Linked DNA regions of Mus musculus: region 2 is linked to region 1. The links are chromatin loops, found by intact Hi-C in ENCODE. Cell type or tissue: gastrocnemius. All regions are shown on one strand. Links, peaks and the distances in the headings refer to the core of each region. The heading gives the core; the rest is flanking DNA. Region 1 overlaps Uchl5 (ubiquitin carboxyl-terminal esterase L5). Region 2 has its middle 130 kb from the start of Rgs1.

What was found. Hi-C counts contacts between places; a loop is a spot of excess contacts. Peaks named below come from ENCODE experiments on the same cell type or tissue, not always from the same donor. Only the 100,000 strongest peaks of a DNase experiment are listed, where the experiment ranks them.
Region 2: a loop joins it to region 1, with 6 times the contacts of the local background. A loop is called at or near these places in 34 of 42 quality-filtered maps.

Annotation. Positions count from the first base shown.
Region 1 is chr1:143,800,531-143,813,418 of GRCm38, forward strand. Uchl5 (ubiquitin carboxyl-terminal esterase L5) reads left to right here. Exons shown (of 11, transcript NM_019562.2): 10 at 1,605-1,703; 11 at 6,154-6,936. The coding sequence ends at 6,198. Among named protein-coding and RNA genes, the nearest start is that of Uchl5, 30 kb to the left of the region's middle. In gastrocnemius, for the core only: a CTCF peak has its summit at 3,218 (motif pointing right); no DNase peak of the experiment used is centred there; H3K27ac peaks cover 183 bases.
Region 2 is chr1:144,373,728-144,386,615 of GRCm38, forward strand. No RefSeq gene overlaps it. Among named protein-coding and RNA genes, the nearest start is that of Rgs1, 130 kb to the left of the region's middle. In gastrocnemius, for the core only: a CTCF peak has its summit at 6,492 (motif pointing left); no DNase peak of the experiment used is centred there.

The DNA of each region.
Region 1 (12,888 bases), core at 1-8,000:
TACTGATGCATGCTACTACAAACTAGCTGAAAATGGTTTAAAACGCACTAGGTGATTGCCTGGCTGCTTGCTTGTTGTAGGGCTTTTTCAGGTTAAGAAGTACATTTTTGTTAGTAGTGCTAGATGAATTAATATAATACTTCTACTTCTTAGTCTTGTTTTCTTGGATATTTTCTTTTTTTACATTTCAATACTTCTTAGCCTTAAATATTAATATGGAAATTTTGGTTCCTCTGAACATTACTCATTTGGTTCATGAATAATAATACTTAAATTTTTTAAATTAATTTCTTAAGTTAGTAACAAAGTAATGGATCTCATCCTATCTCTCTCTCTCTTTTTTTTTTTTGAGACAGGGTTTCTCTGTGTAGCCCTGGCTGTCCTGGAACTCACTCTGTAGACCAGGCTGGCCTCGAACTCAGAAATCGGCCTGACTCTGCCTCCCAAGTGCTGGGATTAAAGGCGTGTGCCACCACACCCGGCTTCATCCTATCTCTATCTCTCTGTCTATCTAGCTAGGGCACTAGTATTAACAGGTGAAGTTTTTTATAGTCTGTCTTATTCCTTAGTATATATTCTATCTTAAGTGTATAACCAAATTGTTATGCCTTAAAGTTACGTGAAATTCTGTCTCTTGATTTTTTCTTTTAAAATTCTAAGGTTTTTGAGAATCCTTATTTGATTTTCTTTAGTTATAACAAACAGTTATGTAACTGCTGACTTCCTTCACTTACAGTCTGTTCAGTAAGCTGAAAATAGAAGGAGGACTTAGATAGTGGATGCCTAATGGTTATGTACCGAAGTAGTACAAGATTCCCTTTTCATGTGATGCTCAAGGCAAGGACTAGGTTTTTGTTGCATTTGTTTACTTTGTCAGCACAATGTTACGTTGTACTCAACAGGCAACAAATCACTGTTAATGATGTTAAAGGGCCAAGTTTTTGGCAATGGGGAAGTATGAGATGATAGTTTCAACCATTATTTTCCTTGTCACCTAATACTAAGATGGTGCACACATTACCTATGACTTAATTGTAAGAACATATAACAAATTACACCTAGTTTAAAAGAAATTAAAAATTCAAATTCATTTGAGGAAATGGAGTGCCTTACAAACGGGAAAGGAGCAGTGGATGGAGCATCTGCTAGATGGGATGCAGTATCAACTTGGGAGACTGTGTTCCCCAGCACAGACTTACCCCTGCCATCCATCCTCACTGACTAATCAAAGGCCTCAAGAAAATGTAGTTAACTTCAAATTAGAGCTGCTCTCATTAGTCTTGGCTTCAGTAGTGTGTACTTACAGTAGCAGCGGTGTTTATCTTGTAGACCTTGGTGAGTTGGTTTTCACAGCTTATGTTTTTATAAATATCCTTGGAATAGGCTTCTTTTTTTTTCCTATAGAAGATTGTTCAGAGAGGACTTTAAAAAACCAATTTGCTAAGCTGAGGGGAAAATGTTGTACCTAGAAAATACTTGCTACTTGTTTTACATTCTTTATTATCGGGAGGGATCAAATCTTATTCCTCATACTGTTTATGAGAATGAAGGATTTTAAATTGAATGATAGAATGATAGAATCAGAAAATGTGTTTTATTTTCAGATTGAAAATATCAGAAGGAAGCATAATTACTTGCCTTTCATTATGGAATTGTTAAAGACCTTAGCTGAGCACCAGCAGTTAATTCCACTTGTGGAAAAGGTAAGTGGTTTCTTGGTGACTATTCAAGCTAGGTTAGGGTCTCCCCAGTCCATCATTGTTATGAACATGAATGGAGGTAAAATATCTGGGGCTTTTGTAGATTTATTCTTTTGCTTAGTGTTTTGCATTGTGTAGTTATTTTTTTGCCTAGGGTTTTGTATTTTGTAGTTTTATTCTTTTGCCTGCTGTTTTGAATTGTAAGAGAAGTAATGTAGCCTGGTACTTTAAAACAAAAACAGGTATCGCCCCACTACTGTATCAGCCCATAATTCTTAATGTTTACAACACAGGTTGTTCTGTATTAAAACAGTTTTTTTCTTTAAACAAAAATAAATTTTTATTGTTAATAACTGAAATAATAAGTTTTTTTCCTTAGCTAATTTTGTAAAATTTTGCCTTGATACCAGGATTTAGAACTAGAATGGACATTGATGGGGATAAAAGAATAGTTTGGCTAGCACACAGGTTTCTTATTCCTAATCTAGAATCCTTCCCACTGAGGGATAACTAACAAATAAGTGGAAAATTCTGATTTCTAAGATTTATTCTTCAGTGTTAAGCACTTAATAAAATATTCAAGGAATAAATGAGTTACAGTTAAATTGTTTATACGTTTATATTGTAAATCAGCATTTCTGAAAATGACCATCTCTGGATGCTCTTTAAATTACATGTTACCTGGCCCCCTCCCCAGATATTCTCATGTAGGGGAAAGAATCTTTAATAAGTTTCCCAAGTGATTCTAATGCAACTGATCTGTGTACCACATTTTGAGAAACACTTTGAGAAGACACTACTAGGCAAATAAAAATTTGGACCATTAATTTAAAGACAAGAATACATGGTAGGTATATTTTTCTTATTGATTTTAAAGTGTACAAAGCAAACATACATTTTGTCCCAGATATTTCATACTATAAATATAAAATAATACTGAGATTTGAATTCATAATATATTTGTGTTTGCCTTATTACCTGAGACATAGGACTCACTTTTTAGCATTAACTTTAAACTTACTGTAGAAGACTGGTAACTCCTCTGTTCATGCTCCTCGGGGTGCTCTGAGATGGGAAACTGAGTTTCAATCTTGTATTAACAACTTGAAGCCTGTGATCCTCAAACTGTTATAGGACATCTGGATGGTTTTCTTGGAAGCACTATGAACTCTTTCTGTTGTAAAACTACTAAGTAGTGATGGGTGTGGTGTGCACACCCATGATCTTAGTCCTTGGAAGCTGAGGCACGTGGATTCAGAATTCAGAGGCATTCGGAATACAGTTTCTCATTGAAACTTATGGACAGATTATCACTTTATTCAATGCAAACGGTTCTTTAAAGTTTGTTTTAAAATGCGGTATTTTTGTGTAGACTAGGAAAAAGTTTGGTGTGATTTTTTTTTTTTTTTTTTTTTTTTTTTTTTAAATTGTCCATGACTGTATTCCCCAAATGATGATGGTGGTTTTGTGAGCTTAGAGTAAACCTTTGTAAAGACTGTTTTGGACACAAGGTGGCAGTATATGAATATGTAATGTTAGTGTAACCGGCTCTGTTGAGAGCTTTCTGTTGGCAGTTTTTTAAGGAAGGTAGTTATTGACTGTCTAGACTACCTAGTTTGTAGCAGGTTTTATCCTGTAATATTATACAAACGGTGTATATTTATTGTTTCTACCTGTACAGTGCTAACTTCTAGGTTTTGAGGGTATTTGGATTTAACATTTGATTGAAATGTTTTAAATTGTTCATCTCATTTGTCTAGCTGCAAATTATATTCTAGACATTTTGTTATGATGTAAATCTCAAACAACTTGTGGCATGGGTTGGCAAGGAATGAAACAATTATAGCCTGCTGCATAGTATCTTGAGATTAGTTCAGCACAAAGTCGTGAAAAATTTCAGACAAACAGTAAGTTCTAAATAATTTTCTTAGCAAATGTATTTTTGTAATCCTTTTGTGAAAAAAAGAAAAAAAAAACTAAAGAAGTTATACCACTTTGGAACTCTGTGCTAATAAACGAAGCAAATTGAAAAGCAGGTAAAATAGATTATATTTTAAAATTAAACACAATAAAAAGCTGTCAAGGAATTTCTTAATCATGATACTTTCAAGAACAATTATGTATAGAATCTAGACTTGGATTTGGACTTGGAATATATGGAATTTAGTTGGTTGGTTGTTCCCCCAGCCCTCCTTTAAGGAAACTGGCTATTACAGTGTGAAAGGGGTAGGAGGAACCACACAGAAAGGATGTGCCTCTTAGTGGTGGTAGATGCCACGTCTATCTGAAGTTGGACTTTGACTGAGACAGCTGTCTATATAGTCAATGGTGAAAGTAGTTGGGGCAAAAAATTTTCACTATATTGAATAAAAAGCAAAAGACAACTAATTTTCCCTTGGTCTTGTGACTCTAGTGATATAGAGTAAAATTTAATGGTTTTGTTATATGAGAGTTGTATACATTGCTCAGGAGGCAATCTAAAAATAGTTGTAAATCTTATTGTACCATAAACCAAATCTGTCCTCTGAAACATAAAATTAGCTAGATTAAGATTCTATTTGTGAGTCCTCTACACTCACAATACTGTAAGAAATTCAGTTTCAGCATATGTGTGTATATATACATATACACATGTATGCATACTTCTAAATCATTGTCTATTTCACCTCTTTAAACTTCTGGTCCTTATTATGTAAAACCATGAATGTAGTTGATAAAGGGATACAGATGAATTGAATTTAGACTCAATTGATAGTAAGTAGCTGATCCTTAAACCAACTTCTGTCTCTTAAAGAAGTAGGACGATCACAATAATTTTGTTAATTTTAGTAAACATTTTGTAAACTATAAAGACCAATAGCAAAATACTAAATACTTTCCTCTTTTTTTCTTTACATTGTTAATTGAATTTCCATTGTAACTGAAATTGAGTTGTATAGGCAGACATGGTGTTGCATGTCTGTAATCTCAGCTCTTAGGAAGCCTAGGTAGGAGGATTGTGAGCTGTAGAACCAGGTTGGGTTAGAAGGTAAAACTGTGTCTCAAAAATAAAGAATCTAGATGGGAAAAGGAATGAAATTTTGTATAGGATAGGGTATACAAATTAAATTCCAAGTCATTCTACTGATTAAAAATGTTTATATAGGTAACTAATTTTACTACTTTTATGTAGTAGTTAGACTTTAGATAATACCTGTATTTTATGTATACATGTTTTAATAATTTGCTTTTGATTTTCTGTGGTTTGCCCCCTCCCCCCTCTCTCAACTCAAGGGCTTTTCACAGGTTACAACTGAACTGCATCCAACTATTTTTAGCCATTTTATCCAGCTGGTCTTGAACTAACCATTCTGTATCAGCTTCCTCCCCAGGTAGCTAAATTATAGGCCTGTGCCACCACATCCATTAAGTCTAATGCAAAGCTCTTAGTTTTATCATACTGCTGCATAATAGTACCTGATATGTCAAAAAGTTAAAGTAGTTCTAATTATCCTATTTTTGGATTATATAATGTGGAATTCTCATTTATGGTTTGTTTTCAAAGATCAGCAGAATTGGTGTCACCTGAGAATTTGTTTTATTACTAAATTATCATCCGACATTTAAATAGGGACCCCGGTTGGCGTACATATTGAAAAGCACTGCTTGAGAACAAGTGTCTTTGACATCTATTGAAACTTCACTGTATGTTACCTGTGTGACTTTGGTCAACTTTGATAATGCCTATGAGCCTTTTCTTCTTTACTTTGGTTACTTTAGTAACAAATAGAATTACTGCATTTAATATTGTAATTATGAGATCATGTTGAAAAACATTTAGGTCTAATAAATTTACTAATACTATATACATATATGTACATATATTACTATATACATATATGTACATATATGTATACTGATACACACACATATACATATGTATTCTTTTAGTGATATTTTATTAAGCTCATCAGAACTATGTTAAATTCATTTACTTCAATATAATGGAAGTATAAATAATTTTATTAGACTTAGTTTGAGTAAGAAATGGACAAATATGTATGGTTGTTTAGCTTTATAGAATGAATATATTTTAATTATTATAATCAGTACATTTGATCTTCTGTAAACCAAAAATGATCATCTCTACTGAGGGTAAATAAGCTTACGGTTCAGCAGAAGTTGCAAGTCTCAAGTTATAAACTGCCATGCTCTCAGTGTCTCAGAACACACTCGGGTATTTCAGTGCTTTTCATTTGTTTATTCAGTGATACCTTTCCTTTCTGTGTTGCCAGGCCGGCTGCTCTCTTACATCACAGTGTCAGTAACTAGGACTACAGTCCCATCACACAGGCTCTAGTAGCGTGAACGATGCATAAGCCTTATCCTTGCGAATACCATTGGATACATTGTACTTTAGTATGATCTAAAACAGTCTTTGAGGAGTTCATAATGTGCTGTCTTTAATTTTTAGGCAAAAGAAAAACAGAATGCAAAGAAAGCTCAGGAAACTAAGTGAAGAGGATATTTGGACGTGTGTACAGTGTGCTGCACTTAATTTCATGGACACCATTAAATAAAAGGAACTTTGGACAACATCTTAATTGACTCAGTGCACGTTTGGCATAGTACCAGTCTGTCTTGTCCTTTATGCATGGAGTTAAAATTCTTTCCCTACCTGCATCATGGGCATGTAGTGCATATTAAATAAAAGTGACGAAAAAGTGCTGGCTAAACTCCATTCTTCAATTCTGGATCTGGGAGTTCTTGGTACTCTAGAAATACAACTATAGTAATGAACATAGAAAATACACATATAATATACTTTATCTGTAGTTGCTCTGATTAATATTTTTATTTATTAGCTTAGTCTATTCAATTTATAAATGTCAGATCTTACTTAAACTGGGTCATCTGTTTCTAATTGTGGCAAAAATAATTAGTGTTTTTGTCTTTGGGGTGTGTTGTGCAGATCTTAAAACTGAATTTTATCTTACACCTATTTGATTTTTAAGGCCAGCCATTTGGAAAGACTGATACGATTTTTGATGAATATGTAAAGAAGACAATAAATATCCCAATTATATTTTAGCAAAGTTTCTTGGATTATTTGTTTATATATTGTAGAATTATTCTAGAAAGCCCTGGATATTTTTTTGCTTTGAAACGAAACTGTAGAAAACATAAATATTGAGAGTTTTTTGACAACCTGTTTTTCAAGATAACGTTATGTGCATTCATTAAAAATTAAGGGTTTAACAGTTTGTTACCTAATTCTTTTAAAAGATAGCAGTGGTGACAGAGGATTGTCCCATGCCCATTTGAACGAACATTCCAGATCCACAGTTTCCAGGATCTTTGTCTTTCAAGAGTTTGTTTCTAACTTCTTTCCAAATTAAACTTGAAAGGAAAAAAATTTAAACTTACTATTAAAAAAACTAGTCATCCAAGCACATGTAAAAGAAATGATACATGACTTTTTTTTACATTTTATGTAAAATAATGTAATTTATTTTATGAGGTAACTTGTATACCATTTTCTAGCTTCAGCTTTGATCCAAATTTAACTTACTTAAATTAGCATACAAAGTGGTAGTTTGTATTTTGGTATTTTCATACATAATTTGTTTTTGACCTTCCTCCTTTCTGTTCATTCTTGTACTTTCTCATAAAACATATTTGATCACCGAACTAACTCAAAACCAGTTCTATCTTGTGTTCCCTTCCTAATTTCATGATTTTTTTCTCATTTCTCATTAAGAGAGAAAACATGTGTCATGTGTCTGAGTTATCCCACTTAGTAATTTTTAGATCCATTCATTCTTCTGTAGATTTTATACTACTTGGTTTTGTTTGCTTGTTTGTTTTGTTTTTCTGAGAGAGTTTCTCTGTGTAACAGTCCTGTCTGCCCTGGACTTTTGTAGACCAGGCTGACCTCAGATTTAGAGATCCTCCTGCCTCTGCCTACAGATTGCTGGAATTAAAGGCATGTGCTGCCACACCAGGCTCAGCACCACACTTTGATTATCCATTTAGTGTAGACAGACATCTAGGCTAATTCCATTTCCTTGCTGTTATGAATAGAGCAGTAATAAACATAAATATGCAAGTATCTCTGAGCTATAGAGTCCTTTGAGTAGATGTTCAGGAGTGATATAGCTGGTCACATGGCAGTTATATTTTTACTTATTTATTTTTGATTCATTCGTTTGTTTGTTTGTTTATTTTTGAGACAGGGTTTTTCTGTGAAACCCTGGCTGTCTTGGAACTTACTCTGTAGACCTGGCTGGTCTTGAACTCAGATCTACCTGCCTCTGCCTTCAGTGTGCTGGGATTAAGGGCACCAGTACTGCCTGGCTTTCTAGCTTTTGTTTTGTTTGGAGAAGACTGCAGCAGATTTCCACAGTGGCTATTCTTGGTTATACTCCTAGTAGCAGCAGTCCACACACAGACAAGGAGCACTGCCCAGCGTGTTGGCCTTTGTTCTCTCCATGAGAAAACATTCTCATTGGGGTGAGGTGGAATCTCAAAGTAGTTTGCGTTTGCATTTCCCTGATGGCTAAAAATGTTGAATACTTTTAAAAATACCTATTAGTCATTTTCATTTCTTTTAAAAAACGCAGTTTGGTTCATTGACCCATTTGTAAATTAATTTTTAAGAATTATTTTAAAGTATCAGATAGTGGTATTATTCATTGATTCAGAGCTAATAGGAAAGTTTGACAATTATGAATGTGGGGCACTTCATGGCTATTTTTGCTTGTGAATAAAGGCCTTGTTTTGTCCTACAGGTTTTTGGTAGCTCATGGGTAGAGAAAATGAAGAGCTGAACAACAACCCAGAAATAGATACGTGTTAGTTAGAAGGACATGGTTTTGGAAGGAGTCTTAAAGGAGCTCAGTGAATCTTGCCTTTTTAAAAATCTCATTGAGCCACTGGGTAGAGAAAGGCACTTGACATTCTGTTTACTGTAGTCAGTTCTAAGGGATGTGCTTCTACAGTAAACAGCAAACTTTCCAACAGCTGCAGCCCTGCCTCCTCTCACCTCAGGTTTAGTTCCCAAGATAGCTGGCTGCCCTTTGTGTGGCAGAGAGCAGCAGCCGGACTGTCCCACTGGAGTAGGCGCATGCTTGGTTGCTGGATCATCGGGCACATTGCTCGTCCTTTAGGGGTGTAATACATAATAAATTACGACGTTGTGTTCAGACTAGTACCTTCAGTCTAAACTGCCTATAACATTCCAAAATCCATTTAGACCTTCCCCCCTTTTGGAGGACTTTTTTTCTTTGTTTGAAATGGTGAGGAGGGGGATAAAGGTTTTTCTCCCCCTTAAAAGAAATATTAGAGAAAACTTAAGCAAAAATAGAATTTATTACATACAGTTTACCAGTAGAGATAACTACAAGAATATTTTAGTGTATTTAGTAATTATTTTTTCCTGTATAAATATCCATGCTTTTATGCTAGTTTTGTATATTCTCTCTGTATTGTATTATAGAATTATATAATACATAATACTTTTGAAGTTGATAATACACAGTTTCTCGTTTTTATATCTTTAATAACTTGTAGGTCTCAAGCCATGCTAGCTGTTACAGAGAGAATGAAGAATATTAATGAGAGTTTTGAAGCTACCATCCTTTCCTTGTAAAGCTATTGAGAGGTTTGGAGGAGTGGGCTCAAGTATATGTTTCCAGAATTGACTCCCAGCAAAGCACTGTGGCCTCATGGGATATATCCCTTCAACAACAGTGATAGTATCTGTCATTGGAGGTATTGGAGTCAGACCATGCTGTTGTTGTATTCTAAGAACAAGGACTCTGCTGATAGACAACTGGAATCTTAAAAAGGAAAGTGACCTCTGTATCTACACACACCCCCTGAGAGCAGCTGGGTAACGGGGCAGCTTCTGGTTTATGGTTGCCATGTACTTCTGCTCTTTCCTGATTGTATTCTCAACTGTTATTTGTTCAGCCTGTTAGAAATCATCCTTGTAGTCATAGCTGTTGGAGATACATGGAGGTAAACAAGATAAGATCATTGCTATTGTTGTAGGATAACTAAGTGTGAGATGGCATATATGTGTCAAATAATTGAAAGAAATGTATTTGAAGAGACAGCAGTGCAGAATACTGTGAGTGGAGCGTTTATAGATGGCCACACAGAGGCCCTTGAAGTGGTCTTTTAAGCAGAAGCATAAATGAAGAGATTTTCTTCTCTCCGGTACTCAAGCAGCACTGTGGAAATGGATTGTATAGGCACAGCCTGTATACCTATACATAGCCAGTTTGTTATAATTCACAGTTGTATTATGTAATAGTGTTTGATAGTTAAAAGGTGTATGAAGGTTGATCTGGCTGTTAGTATCAAAATCAGTTAAATAAGCAGAAAAGGGTGGGATCTCTACACAATGTGCCTTTTATAATCTATACGATAGTTCTCAAGCTATCCCTTCCCATTTGTGAGATAGTCCTGTGGACCCCAGGGTGGCCTTGAACTGACTTGGTAGCCAAGGTTGACTTAGAACTCTTGAACTTACCGCTTCTACCTCCCAAGGATGAGATTAGGGACATGCTCCACCATGCCTGTCTTTGGCCCTTTGTTGTAACAATAATATTAAAATAGTGGGCATAAGTAGTAGAAGGAAATCTGAGGCAGGTGTGGTTTTTTAAAAATAATTTGAACTCTTGTCATTATTAGAGGCAGAAGTGAAACTCTGAAAAAAAAATGAAATTACTAGAAAAAAATCTGACAGAATTACTTGAGAATAGAGAGAAAAACTTCCCAAGAAATAAAACAGAAATACTTAAAAATATAAAAGTAATTCTGTCCAGTAGCAAATGTCATAAAACCTAAGAGCTTTGTCAGTAGAACATTGCCACATGTTTAATATATATGAAAAATATTGATGTGAAATATAGAAGACCCACAGCAAATAAAGAGAGGGAAGAAAGTTTTTAAAAACTTGGCAAGTGATAAGAGCAAGCAGTTTGCAAGGCAATTCAAATGGTTATTACTATGCACAGCATATCCCACTTGTCATAGAGAAAATAGAAGCATTTGAAGAAGTGCACTTCCTACCTTCTCCTGCCTGCCTTCTCTCCTTTTCCTACTTCACTGTTCCTCCCTTGTGACACTCTCGTGTACCTTCTGCACATACACCAATCACTCCTGTGTTAGAAGAGTTTGTTACTCTGTAGCCCAAGCTGGGCCTATGTGAGATGGAAGTACTCAGATAAGAGAAGAACTCTCTGGGTCTGTTAGGTGCTTTCTAGGGGCCTTAATGGATGACCTTGACCAAGTTACTAAGGAATGTCGAGTATAAGTGGCAACCATGTGAGCTCTGGGATCCAGTAGCTCCCTGAAGGCTGGTAATTGTAATGATTAGAAGGTAATAAGCTATCCAGGATGGGCTTCCTAGGTAGTGTCTCCTAGTAAGGTTACCAAGGACTGAGAACTGACCTTTCAGCTTTTGATTTGAAAATGCTAAGGACTTTAGATAGTTAATCAAATTCAATAAAACTCACAAGACATTACTGTATACCTGAAAAATGCAATTTATTAGTTTACAATTATAACTGCCAGCAGGTCAAACATTCCTGTCAGCTTGTCAATATGCCCTTTCCCTGGGAGATAAACTTACCAATGAAACCAGATTAAGAGTGGAAGGCTAGGTGAGTCTAGCCCAAAGGAAATGATTTGGCTTTTACAAATGCTGCCTGTGATGATAGCTCATCCCAAGCTTTGTTGTAATGGACACTAACCAGTGCTCCCCACCCCTGCTCTCCTATACGTGCCTTCATCCAAGTCTCACTGTGTCCTTCATTTACACATCCTAGAAGTGTTTAAACTTCCATAATTTCTACTTTCATGACTGACATTTTCCTGCTTTTCTATGCCAGCACGTTTCTCAAGTGATGTAATTAAAAACTATATGCAGTTTTAAAAACTACTTTATTCTGGTATTTTGGGTCATCTCCCTTGTTGAGGTACTTTTTTCTTTTTCTATTTTTCTTTTAAACTATCCCTAGATCAGAGTACTAGTTCCTGTAACCAATGCAACGTCTATGTGTAAGAAATTAGCCTTCTCAGGTGTAAATTGAGCTTATTGCATGGCTTTTCTGGAAGGATGTGAAGAAATGTCAGGTTATCAGTAACAGACAAATGAAATGATTCTACTCAAGACCAGCTTAGCAAGCCAGCAAGGTTTATTTTTGATTGGGAAGTTATAGGAGCCTTTGTGATTCAAAGATAGCCATGGCACTAAAAGGTTCACCACTCCCACAAACTCATGAAAACTGTGTTCTTGGAACTCCCTGAGCAACTCGCAGGCAGCTCTGCCAGTCAGTATACTCCCTTTGCAGCAATTTGTGTTGATTATATAACCTGTAGGGGGGGGGGCTTAGAAATATTTTTTACATTATTTATTTTTTGAGAGCTCATCAATGAGTACTGTATTTTCAATATTTCTACCACACTCTCCTCCCCCACCCCCCAATTCCTTCTGGGCTCTAACCTCCCACAGTGGGCTGGGTCCTTCACCATCAGTTAGCAATCAAACATGTTAACAGGCTCTTCAGATAAAGACGATCTATTTAAAGGTGCCCTATGCTTCTGTGCCTTGTTTCCTCATAGGTGAGTCTAAATGTAAGCATGGAGACTTAAAAAAACTTGGAAAAAAATTAGTTACTGGTTAGTTTTAATTGTCAACTTGATATAACCTAAAATCACCTTAGAAGAGATCATCAAATAAGGAATTATTTTAATCAGATTGGCTTATGGTTATATTTTTGGGAAATGGTTTTGATTGTTAATTGATAGAAGATCCAGCCCACTGTGGGTGGCACCATTCCCTAGGCTAGACCATGAGTTAGTGAGCAAGCAGGCAGGATTGGTCTGTCTGTCTGTCTGTCTGTCTGTCTGTCTCTCTCTCTTTCTCTCCTTCTCTCCTCTTCACTGTTGATATGGTATAATCAGATGTCTCAGTCTCTTGCCTTAATTTACCCAAAATGATTTGAGGTGATCTAGAATTGTAAGCCAAATAAGCTCTTTTTCCACTCAGTCACCTTTTTGCCAGGGTGTTTTATCACAGTAACAGATATGAAACTAGGACAATCACCTTTTGCAAGAGATTATCTCTATATTTGGGAATCTCTATTTTCTCTCTTTCAATAACCACATATGCTTATAAATGTAATTATTGTCTTGG
Region 2 (12,888 bases), core at 3,051-11,050, 580 kb after region 1:
ACTGCTGCTGGGATCAATTGAGTAGTGTTAATTGGGTGATGCTACAGGCAACAGTTTTTTGGTATAGTCCCCATTCCACTTGTGAGGGATCCACATGAAGACCAAGCTACACATCTGCTACATATGTGTAGGGAGGCTTAGATCCAGCCCATGTATGTTCTTTGGTTGGTGCTTTAGACTGAGAGCCCCAAGGGTCCAGGTTAGTTGACTATGTTGGCTTCCTGTGGCATTCCTATCCTCTTCAGCTCACAATCCTTCTTGCTGTTCTTTCAAAAGAGTCCTCAAGCTCCAACCACAGTTTGGCTGTGAGTGTCTGTATCTGTGTGAGTCAGCTGCTGGGCGGACAGCCTGCTCCTGCTTGCAAACATAACATAGTATTATTAATATTGTCAGGGATCTGTGCTTGCCCATGGGATGGGTCTCAAGTAGGACCAGTTATTGGTTGGCCATTCCCTCAGTTCCTGCTCCATCTTTCATGCCTACATTTCTTGTAGACAGGATAAATTTGGGGTTGAAAGTTTTGTGGGTGGGTTGGTGTCTCTATTGCTCCACTGGGGTTCCTGCTTGGCTACATGAGGTGGCCTCTTCAGGTTTCACATCCCTAATGTTCTGAGTCACAGCTATGATTACCTCCATTGATTCTTGGGTGCCTTTTGGCTATTTGAGATTCCTCTCTTGAGAATTCTCTGTTTAGCTCTATACCCTATATTAATTGGGTTATTTGGGTTGTTGGTGTCTAACTTTTTGAGGTCTTTGTAAATTTTGGATATTAGTTCTCTGTCAGATGTAGGGTTGGTGAAGATCCTTTCCCAATTTGTTGGCTGCCAATTTGGCCTATTGACACTGCCCATTGCCTTACAGAAATTTTGAAATTTCATGAGGTCCCATGTATCAATTGTTGATCTTATACTCTGAACCATTGGTGTTCTTTTCAGAAACTTGTCTCCTGTACCAATGTGTTAATGGGTATTTTCCACTTTCTCTTATATGAGATTTAGTAGACTTGCACTTAGGCTTTCTGGTGTTTCTTTTGATGATGAAGTTCAGCTTTAATTCATCATGGTCTGATAAGACATTATTTTAATTTTATTGTATTTGTTGAGGCTTTCTTTGTGAGTGACTATATGGTCAATTTTGGAGATGGATTCATGAAGTGTTGTAAATAAGGAATATTCTTTGTGTTTGGGTAAGATATTTTGTAGATATCTGTTAGGACCATTTGATTCATAATGTCTGTACTTTCACTATTTCTCTGTTTAGTTTTTTTTCTGGATGATCTGTCAGTTGATGAGAGTGGGGTGCTGAAGTCTCCCACTATTAATGTGTGTGGTTCAAAGTGCAATTTTAGCTATAGCAATGCTTCTTTTACAAATGTGGGTACTCTTGTGTTTGTGGGATAGACGTTCATAATTGAGATATCATCTTGGTAGGTTTTCCTTTGATGAATGTGAAGGGTCTTTCCCTTTCTCTTTTAATTAATTTTGGTTGAAAGAATATTTTATTAGATATTAGAATGGCTACTCCAGCTTGCTTCTTGGGTCCGTTTCCTTGGAAAAAATAATTTCTAGTTCTTTACTCTGAGGTAATGTGTATCTTTATTGCTTTGGTTTGTTCCTTGTACGCAGCAGAATGATGGGTCTTGTATTCACATCCATTTTATTAGCCTGTGTCCTTTTATTGACGAATTGATTCTGTTGATGTTGAGAGATGTTGATGACCAGAGATTGTTTCCTGTTATTTTGATGTTGGTGGTGCTAGTGTGTGTGTGTGTGTGCTGTCCTTGTTTTTGCTGGTATGGAATTACTTATGTTCTGTGTTTTCTTGGATGTAGTTATCCTCCTTGGGTTGGAATATTTGTTCTAGTATTTTCTGTAGAGTTGTTTTGTAGATAGATATAATTAGAATTTGGATTCATCTTGAAATATCTTCTTCTTCCATCTATGGTGATTGAGAGTTTTGCTGGGTATAGTAGTCTAAGTTGGCACCTGTGAATTTTTAGAGATTGCACTATATCTCTCCAGGACCTTCTACCTTTTAGAGTCTCTGTTGAGAAATTGGATGCACTTCTGATAAGTCTGTCTTTGTATGTTACCTGGCCTTTTTCCCTTGATGCTTATAATATTGTTTCCTTGTTCTGTAAATTTTGTGTTTTGATTATTATATGGTTGGAGGATTTTCTTTCTCTGGTCCAGTCTAATTGGTGTTCTATGAGCTTTTTGTATGTTTATAGGCATCTCTTTCTTTAAGATGTGAAACTTTTCTTCTGTGATTTTGTTGAAAATATTTTCTGAGCCTTGGAGCTGGAACCCTTCAGCTTCTTCTATTTCTATTGATCTTAGGTAAAGCCTTTCCATGGTATCCCTGATTTCCTGTATGTCAGGAATTTTTTAGATTTAATATTTTCTTTGACTGATATATCATTTTCTTCTATTGCATTGTCTGCACCTGATATTCTGTCTTCAATCTCCTGTATTCTGTTGGTGATGTTTGCATCTGTTCTTGTTCTCTTCCCTAGGTTTTCCATCTCCAGGATTTCCTCAGTTTGTGTTTTCTCTATTACTTCTATTTTCAGTTTCAGGTCTTTTACAGTTTTATTTATTTCCGTCTCCTGTTTAATTGTATTTTCCTGTATGTCTTTACAGGATTTGTTTCCTCTTTAAAGAACTCTATCTGTTTGATCATATTTTCTTGTATTTCTTTAAGAGATTTATTCATTTCCTCTTTCAAGACCTCTATCCACTTTATAAGATTATATTTAAGGACATTTTCTTGTGTTTTGGTTGTGTTAGGATAGCCAAGCCTTCCAGGGTAACTGTGCTTTGGAGGTGTCACATTGCCTTGGCTTTTGTTGATTTCTTATCAACACATCTATTAGCAATTCCTTTAGGCTCGTCCCAGAAACTAGAAACAGCTTGCTTCTCTGCCAGTCAGTTATGGAGCCAGATGCATAAGACAGATGCTCTGTACTCCTCTTTCTCTTTATCTGTCTCTCTTCCTTTTCTTCTCCCACCTGCCCTCCATCTTCTCTCTTCCCCACACGTTTCTGGCTAGCCTCTTCCTCCCTTCTCCTCTCCTCTCTTTTTTTATCCTTCTCTGACCCTCTCTTTTCTCTGCTTCTGTCCCTTCTCCTTGTTTCCTTCCCTTTAACCAAATAAACTCCCCTTTATACTAAGCCTGTCTTACAGCTGATTCCCAGGGGATCATCATGGCCTGGTCTACTCAGGTGCTCCCTCCCACAGCATTATATTGCCTCCTTGCTCATTTAGAAACACAACAATATCTCTAACCATGTGAAATATTTTCTAATAACCATTTATACTCAGTTCCCCTGATGTAGTATAAATTAATTTTCCATGAAATTAAACACACTAAATATTTATTGAATACCTATAATTTTCTGTGTCTTAGGGAGGCATAGATACCACCCTCCATAGATTGTATGTTGAGCCACAACTTTCAGCAATCACTTTCAATGGTGATTGATGTGGTCCATGGGATAATGAGAAAGTGTCAGGCTTTTCTGGTGGCCTCTGTGATTCAGAGCAGAAAACCTTGACAAACTTCATTAAGGCCACAGAAGAGGATTGTCCTCTAGGAATCCTGTCTTCTCTGAACTTCCAGAAGTGGAGGCATCTCCTCATTTGGACTTGTTCTTGGTGATTTCTCCTGGGATCAACCAGGCAGGAAAGCATTGGCCACACCAAATCTTGGTAACCTTCCTTTATTAGCATCTGGATGGAGTAATTTTTAATAGGCTTTTCATTTATAAAGATGAGTAATAACTGTGTAGACAGTGACCAGTTGATTATCTTGGAGGGGATTGTGAATGTTCACTGACTCCCTCTCTCCCTCCCCTATACCCTGTACCCGCTGTGATCTTGAAAATGTGTTTCTAAGATGATGGTCAGGCCAGTGCCAGGCAGTAACCATAGGACAGTACCATAAAAAGCAAGCATTGCCTAATCTTAACAATTTTGCTGAAGAAGTACAATCATGTAATCAAGTAGATGGGTTTCCTAAGAATTTTCAAAGTTTACCTCCATGGTGAAGTTAGCATTAATAGAAAATTCACCTCATGTTCTATATGGCTGACATATTGCAACCACAAACTAAGAAAAATTAGCATTGGTGAAAATTCAAATAATAAGTTAATTTATAAACCCAATAACCAAAGAGAATCAGAAATAAGAAAAAAATGGAGTTTGATTTTTGAAAAATAAATCAGAACCACAATCATTCTTAAAATAGAATACAGGGAAATAATAATAAAGCATACTACCTGGTGCTAGAGAAATATTTGGAACATTTAACCAATTAAAATTGGTAGCTGCTCCTATATAGTTCCAGATTAATAAGTACATTTAAGATGAAGTTTATGTAGAATCCATGAGAGGTCTGAGGATGAAGCTCAGTTGGTAGAGTGTTTGCCTAGCATGCGTAAGACCCTGGGTTTGTTCCTTAGTGCTGCATAAAATTGAGCATGGGGCACACACCTGTGCTCCTAGAGCTACAGAGGTGAGACAGGAAGGCTGGGAAGTCCATGGTTACATCTGGCTGCATAGTGAATTTATGATTAGCCTAGGTTTCAGAAGACCATGTCTCAAATTATGAGAGAACCATCACAATGAAAATTAGAAGCAAATGATAAAGAAACACAATGTTGACAACTTATAAAATGACATTAAAGACATACACAAAAAATTATACTTAAAGTTTTATATGCCTATGTCTAAAAAAAAAATTGAAAATTCAGTCAGCCAATCCTTCATCTTCACATGTTAGCTATTGGGAAAACATCAATAAATTAAATCCTCCAAACACAGTAACATAGAATTGATAAGCTATTGAAAATGATGAAATAACCACATAAGTAAAAGATCATTAAAGTCCAATTTGTTAATTTAAAACACATCCGACCTCATTACAGATGGTTGTGAGCCACAGTGGTTGCTGGAAATTGAACTCAGGACCTCTGGAAGACTGCTCTTAACCACTGAGCCATCTCTCCAGCCCTGACCCTTAGTAAATATTACACTAGATACTAAGAGACTGTAAATTTCTCTGTTCATTTATAGATCATGTCTAGGATGCTATCATATCACTTTATGTCAATACAGGAAATGGGGAAAACATAGAAAGAGAAATAAAATTGCAAAATGCACAGAATAAATCATATCATTTGCAAAGGATGATTACAGATGCAGAACATAAAAGATTTTATATGTATTTAGTATTAATAAAATAATTCAGGAAGTTGATGACTATAGGCAAGGTATGGAAGCATACCATCTACATTCATTAGTAACAAAGTTAGTAAATAGTAAGACTCAAAAAGTATAAAAGCATTAGATCTAAATTCATGAGTAGACATTTTGAAAGATGCTCTAAGAGAGTCATCTTGAGGAATTAAATAAAAAAAAATATAGGGACCCTCCCACCTTCACAGACTACAATACTCTAAGACTTGTTATTATAACAATGGACAATCGAAGAAAATTGCTTGGCTCAGTTAAATATTGAAACTTTTAAAGTCTTCTCATTTACATTAGTTTCTCTCTCTCCATATATATGTACATATACATATATTTGTACATATATGTATATATATGCATGTATATGTACATATACTTATACACACACACATATATATACATATATATATATGTATGTATGTATATGTATATAATGTGAGTGTTTTAGTGATTTGATTCTCTCCTTGAATCATGTGGGTCTCAAAAATGAAACTCAGATTTTCAGAGCTGATGGCAAATGCCTTTACCTGGGATCCATTATGCTCAAAAACTCCAGTGGGATTTCCAAAGTGAGTTTGCATGTTTATTATAATATATTAAATATATAAAATAATAGGTGTTAATCATTATGAAAGTTTCATGCATGCATGTTATACACTTTGGTTGTACGTTGTTTTAATGTTTTATCTATTTGTTCGTTTATAGGTGGGTTGGGGAAGGGGTGTAAAAATTGGAAAAATATTGATATTCTAGTATGGGATCACTTTTTGTAACCCCATTTGTAGGCTTTTTGTAGATATGTTTTCTGGTGTTTTTACAACTTTCTTCCAATGTGCCTTATCACCTAATAAGTAAGCCTGTCTCTTTGGTCTCTGCATCTCCAAGCACAGGATCATCCAATCATATTGCCTTCTGTCCCTCTTGTAATAATTCACATAATTTTCCACTATGAGTTAAATATCCTGTGTATATTATGAATGATTTTGCATTATAATTCATATTTTATGTATTGGGAAACATAATTTTTATAAAATTGTGAAGTTAAATATATTATATTTTAGCTGATATTTGACATATAATACTAAATATTTAACTTTTATTTATGATATTATTTTCACTGATTGCTAAAGAGGGAAGCGTGTTTGGAAAAAACATGATTTCCATGCGGTTTGAGAAAACTTACAAAGAATTTAAATCTCTAGCATGGATTTTTTTCCTGTACTTTTCTGCCCTCTAGTGGTGATAGAGCAAAGACCAAAGAAATATTCCAAAGGCAAAAGCCAGTTCTTGAAGAAAAGACAGTGCCTTTTTTTGTTTGTTTATTTATTTACACTTCAGATGTTATCCCCCTTCCAAGACCCTCCACAAGACCCATATCCCCTCCTCTTCCTCTCCTCTATGTGGGTACTCCCCCATCTGCCTACTTGAAATTGAAAAGTTTTAAAAATTATAAATCTCTCACTGGTCAATAATGCTCATTGACATAGTGCTGATCGATGCTGTTACTGTGTTGTAACTTAAGCAGATTAAACAAAGGGCTAACACTAAAATAATTTTCATATTGAAAAAAATTGTAAAATATTATACAATAAATTAAAATTATAAAATAATTTATTGACTAACTGTTCACTCTGACATTTACCTTCCAAGCTGTATTTTGATTTTTTGTATGACAATTTCAGAAAGAGGTTCACATTTTAGAGATAGATTCAAGTTAGTATAGCTAAGCCACTTGATAGAGAGTAAATCTTAAATACAAATAACCTCTATCATTTTAAAAGTGTTTTAGTGGCAGAAACTTGTGAAGCCTTTTATCTGTGTTAGTATAGTGGGGACAGAGATTTCACTTTAGACTTACTCGGTAGTGGAAGTCACAGGGAGTGAGATGCTTACAATGAGTGGGTAAGAAGGGGGTGGGGAGCTCCGTGGTGGATTTTCTATGATTGCTGGTGAAATGATGCACTTGAAACTTCCACCTCTGACATCATCAATGCAGTTATACCACATAGTGAATGAATCTGGAATAAGGATGCAAATTCAGCTTCAAGTGGCTACTGCCAGGTCGTCAGTGTCAGGTATGGAAATATCACATTGAAACCCATGCCTTCAGATACTAACTAAAACAATGTTGTATAGAGAAAAGAGGCCTGTGACTGCTAGTGATAAGCACTATTAACAGAAGCTGTTGGGCTACTGAGATGGCTGAGGGGGTAAAAGTGCCTAAGGCCTTGAGTTTCATCCCTGGGACCCATTTGGTGTATCAAGAGAACTGTCTCTGGCAAACTGTCCTCTAACCTCCATTTGCCTGCTGTGGTATGCATGCATTCAACCACACACATTCACACACACATTTGCACACACATAGTCACACACACATTTGCATACACATAGTCACACACACTCACACATAGATGAACACACACATTGATGCACACAGACACACAGAAATAAAGGTTATAGATGATGTTGAGATTATGAAGACTAAGGGGGACTCTTGAAAAAGGATAAAAAAAATTATATTATGATGTGGTCCATGAGACTGAAGGGTCCAGTGGTATAATGTTATGGGTTGAAGGTTAGATTACCCCACCCCCACTCCAGGCCCATGTGTTTGAATATTTGGAGCTCATCTGGAGACATTGTTTTGGGAGGTTTGGAGCCTTTGAGGGTTTGCAGTCTGGTTCTCTGTATTAGGTCACTGGTGGTGGGCCTTTTAAGGTTAACCGCTATGACTCAGACCCTTATTCTTTCATTCTGCTTCCATTGTCATATAATGAACTCTGCCACACAACTGTGCAACAGAATTGCACTAGATGAGAACCCCATAGGAAAACCAACAGTGTCAACTCACCTGGACCCCTGGGAGCTCCCAGAGACTAAGCCACCAACCAAAGAACATACACATAGAAAGCAGAGGACTGCCTTGTCTGGCCTCAGTGGCCTAATCCTATAAAGACTTGATGCCGCAGGGTGGGGGGATGCCAAGAAGGGGCACCCTCTCAGAAGTGAGGGGAAGGTATGGGGAGATGGGGGAAAATCTGAAAGAGGGAAGAAGGAAGGGGCAGCATTTGGGATGTAAAAAAATAAATTAAATAATTAATTATAAAGAATTGCTCTCTTCTGCCTTTCAAGAGACAATAAATTTACATCTATCTGAAACCATGAGCCCAAATATGTGATTTCCCCTTGAGCTGTTTTCAGTTATCCTGCCACTATTGTGGAGGTTTAAATAGGAATGGCTTCCATAGATTCACATGTTGGAATGCATGGCCACAGGAATTGGCACTATTAGGAAGTCTTATTGGAGGAGGTGTGGCCTTTTTAGAGGAAGTGTATCATGGTATCATGGTGGAACAGTGCCACACGCTCTGGTTGAGTCAGCTTGACAAGCCGAAAGGCTTGAAAACTACTCTTGAGGCAAAAGAGTTTCACGGAAACTCGCTCCTGGAGTCTGGCGTGCTCTCTAAATTTTCCATTCCCGCGTTAGTCTAGTGGATGGATCCACATGCTGTCTTTATTATAAGTGCCTTTTAAGATTGAATTCTGACATAGCTAAAGCCTTTCGCCAGTGTTCCAACAGTCCTAGAACGTCCTTGAGCTAGACACTGACATTCAGAATAGCCTCTGGTATTACACTATCAATAAAAGCCAAGTAGCTCCCATATACAGGAATTTACAATGGTTTAGGAAGTAGATCGGGCTGTGGTTTTAGAGTATTGCATTATTCATGAGATGGTTAGCTAGAATGGAACTCCCTCGTTAGAACCACGACTTGGGTGTGAAAGCCCTTGCCCTAGGAGAGTAAAGACCTCACACCTGGCTTCTAAGACTATAGCTGAGTTACACCCATACACACGTATTTACAATGGCCTAAGGGGAAGGTGGACTATACAATAGACTAAAATAGGAACTATGGCAAAAGCACGAAGCCCTTGACCCTGGCTTCTACGAATCTTAGGTGGAGCCCCTTTTTTTTTTTCTTCTATTTTTTTTTATTACGTATTTTCTTCAATTACATTTCCAATGCTATCCCAAAAGTCCCCCCCCCACCCACCCATTCCCATTTTCTGGCCCTGGAATTCCCCTGTACTGGGGCATATAACGTTTGCCTGACCAATGGGCCTCTCTTTCCAGTGATGGCCGACTAGGTCATCTTTTGATACATATGCAGCTAGAGTCAAGAGCTCTGGGGTACTGGTTAGTTCATAATGTTGTTCCTCCGATAGGGTTGCAGATCTCTTTAGCTCCTTGGGTACTTTCTCTAGCTCCTCCATTGGGGGCCCTTTTGATCCCAGTTGTTAACAATGAATTCTATCCCAGGTGGTTCCCGTTAGACCTTTTGTGTTTGCATTCCTCTGTTTTATGTAAGATTCTGGTTACCTCATTTGTACCTTGCGAATATGTCACCCAACTTCCTTATTGTCTTCTGCATAAAAAGTCTGATGCTCGATTTGAAACATACATTCAGATTCCACACGACCTCTCCTGTGTGCATCTGTTTGTCACTCATCCGACGCTTTGCCCACCCGCGACTAGAAACCCGTTCCACACAGACAAAGGGGCTCAGAGGGTCTGCGGCAGAACAGGGCTTTGAGGATGCATATATATATATATATATATATATATATATATATATATATATACTCAAAGGTCTGCCCAGTGTAAAACAGTAAAACATATTCACTCTCCTTCTGCCTGACTTTGAATCAAGTTGAAGAACTGTCAGCTCCTTCTCCAGCACCATGTCTGCCTGCATGCTACCATGCTTCTCACCATGACGATAAGCCATCCCCAGTTATGTTTCCCATTATATGAGTTGCCTTCATACTGGTGTCTCTTCACAGCATTGACTATCCTAACTAAGACACATCTAGAAATTATTATTAGTCCAACTTAGAATAAAGTGGGCATTTTTCTACCCCACATTTTCAATGGAGTTTATCAGGATGAAATTATTTGAGGTATGTTTGTAAACACAAATGAATTTGTTAGACGAAGTAACCTAATAACAGTGTCAAGAACTGGAGTACAAATATAGTTTGTATATTTAGAATAATTAATGTGCATAATTGTTGGGAGCCGCCCCCACATTCGCCGTCACAAGATGGCGCTGTCAGCTGTGTTCTAAGTGGTAAACAAATAATCTGCGCATGTGCCAAGAGTAATTTTCCACTACATGTACTCTGCCTTTACTCGGCCATGGGCTGCAGCCAATCAGGGAGTGATGCGTCCTAGGCGAAGGATAATTCTCCTTAAAAGGGGACGGGGTTTCCGCCATTCTCTCTCTTACTTGCGCTCTCTTGCTTGCGCTTTTGCGCTCTGCGCTCTGGCGCTCTGGCGCTCTGGCGCGCTGGCGCTCTGGCTCCTAAAGATGTAAGCGGGGGGTTTTCGTTTTTGGGGCTTGGGGTTTGCGCTCCTGGCTCCTGAAGATGTAAGCAATAAAGTTTTGCCGCAGAAGATTCTGGTTTGTTGTGTTCTTCCTGGCCGGTCGTGAGAACACGTTTAAGAGTTGGTGCTGAAATCCGGGACGAGAAAATACAAGAAAACTCGGGACCGGCGCAAGGAAGATCCCTCATTCCGGAACCAGAACTGCGGGTCACGGTAATAAAGGTTCCCGTAAAACAGACTGTTGAGAAGGATTCAACTGCATGAATTCAGAACTTTTCAGCTGGGGAACAGGAGTACCAGTGAGTACAGCTTTACAAGGTAAGTCTGGTCTTGAACTTTCTAACGAAATTCAAGACAGTCTATCAGAAGTAAAGTGGAAAATAGCTTTACAAGGTATGTTTGGCCTTGAACTTTTTCTAGTGTTAGGAGCCCTTTTGTTCTTTTTCACATGTTATCAAGTGATTAAGATAGGGCTGAAAATTCTAGATGAAATTCAGGACAATCTATCAGAAGTAAAGCGGGGAGAGAGAGTAGGAGCAAAGAGGAAATATGGTGCACAGAATAAGTATACAGGCCTTTCCAAGGGTCTTGAACCCAAGGAAAAGTTTAGGTCAGGTAAGAATACCTGGGGAGAGATTAGAAGGAAGGAAAAGAAAAAAGAAAAGAAAAAAGATCAATTAGCGGAGGTCTCTAGGAGATACTCGTCACTAGATGAGCTCAGGAAGCCAGCTCTTAGTAGCTCTGAAGCAGATGAAGAATTCTCCTCTGAAGAAACAGACTGGGAGGAAGAAGCAGCTCATTACCAGCCAGATAAAGTGCTAGCTAGTCGGTCAAGAAAAAAGCCAAAAGCGGCTGGCGAAAGCCAGCATGCTGTTCAGCCTCCGGGCAGTCGGCTTCAAGGTCCGCCCTATGCGGAGCCCCCGCCCTGCGTAGTGCGTCAGCCCTGCGCAGAGAGACAATGCGCAGAGAGACAATGCGCAGAGAGACAATGCGCAGAGAGGCAATGCACAGACTCATTCATTCCCAGAGAGGAACAAAGGAAAATACAACAGGCATTTCCGGTCTTTGAAGGAGCCGAGGGTGGGCGTGTCCACGCTCCGGTAGAATACGTGCAGATTAAAGAACTTGCCGAGTCGGTCCGTAAATACGGAACCAATGCTAATTTTACCTTGGTGCAGTTAGACAGGCTTGCCGGCATGGCACTAACTCCTGCCGACTGGCAAACGATTGTAAAAGCCCTCTCCCTAGTATGGGCAAATATATGGAATGGAGAGCGCTTTGGCATGAGGCTGCACAAGCACAGGCCCGAACAAACGCAGCTGCTTTGACTCCAGAGCAGAGAGATTGGACTTTTGACTTGTTAACGGGTCAGGGAGCTTATTCTGCTGATCAGACAAACTACCATTGGGGAGCTTATGCCCAAATTTCCTCCACGGCTATAAGGGCCTGGAAGGCGCTCTCCCGAGCAGGTGAAGCCACTGGGCAATTAACAAAGATCGTCCAGGGACCTCAGGAGTCCTTCTCAGATTTTGTGGCCAGAATGACAGAGGCAGCAGAGCGTATTTTTGGAGATCCAGAGCAAGCCGCACCTCTGGTAGAACAGCTCATCTATGAGCAAGCCACAAAGGAGTGCCGAGCGGCCATAGCCCCAAGAAAGAACAAAGGCTTACAAGACTGGCTCAGGGTCTGTCGAGAGCTTGGGGGACCTCTCAGCAATGCAGGTTTAGCGGCTGCCATCCTTCAATCCCAAAACCGCTCCATGGGCAGAAATGATCAGAGGACATGTTTTAACTGTGGAAAGCCTGGGCATCTTAAGAAAGATTGCAGAGCTCCAGATAAACAGGGAGGGACTCTCACTCTTTGCTCTAAGTGTGGCAAGGGTTATCATAGAGCCGACCAGTGTCGCTCTGTGAGGGATATAAAGGGCAGAATCCTTCCCCCACCTGATAGTCAATCAGCTTATGTGCCAAAAAACGGGTCATCGGGCCCTCGGTCCCAGGGCCCTCAAAGATATGGGAACCGGTTTGTCAGGACCCAGGAAGCAGTCAGAGAGGCGACCCAGGAAGACCCACAAGGGTGGACCTGCGTGCCGCCTCCGACTTCCTATTAATGCCTCAAATGAGTATTCAGCCGGTGCCAGTGGAGCCTATACCATCCTTGCCCCCGGGAACCCTGGGCCTTATTCTCGGCCGGGGTTCACTCACCTTGCAGGGCTTAGTAGTCCACCCTGGAGTTATGGATTGTCAAC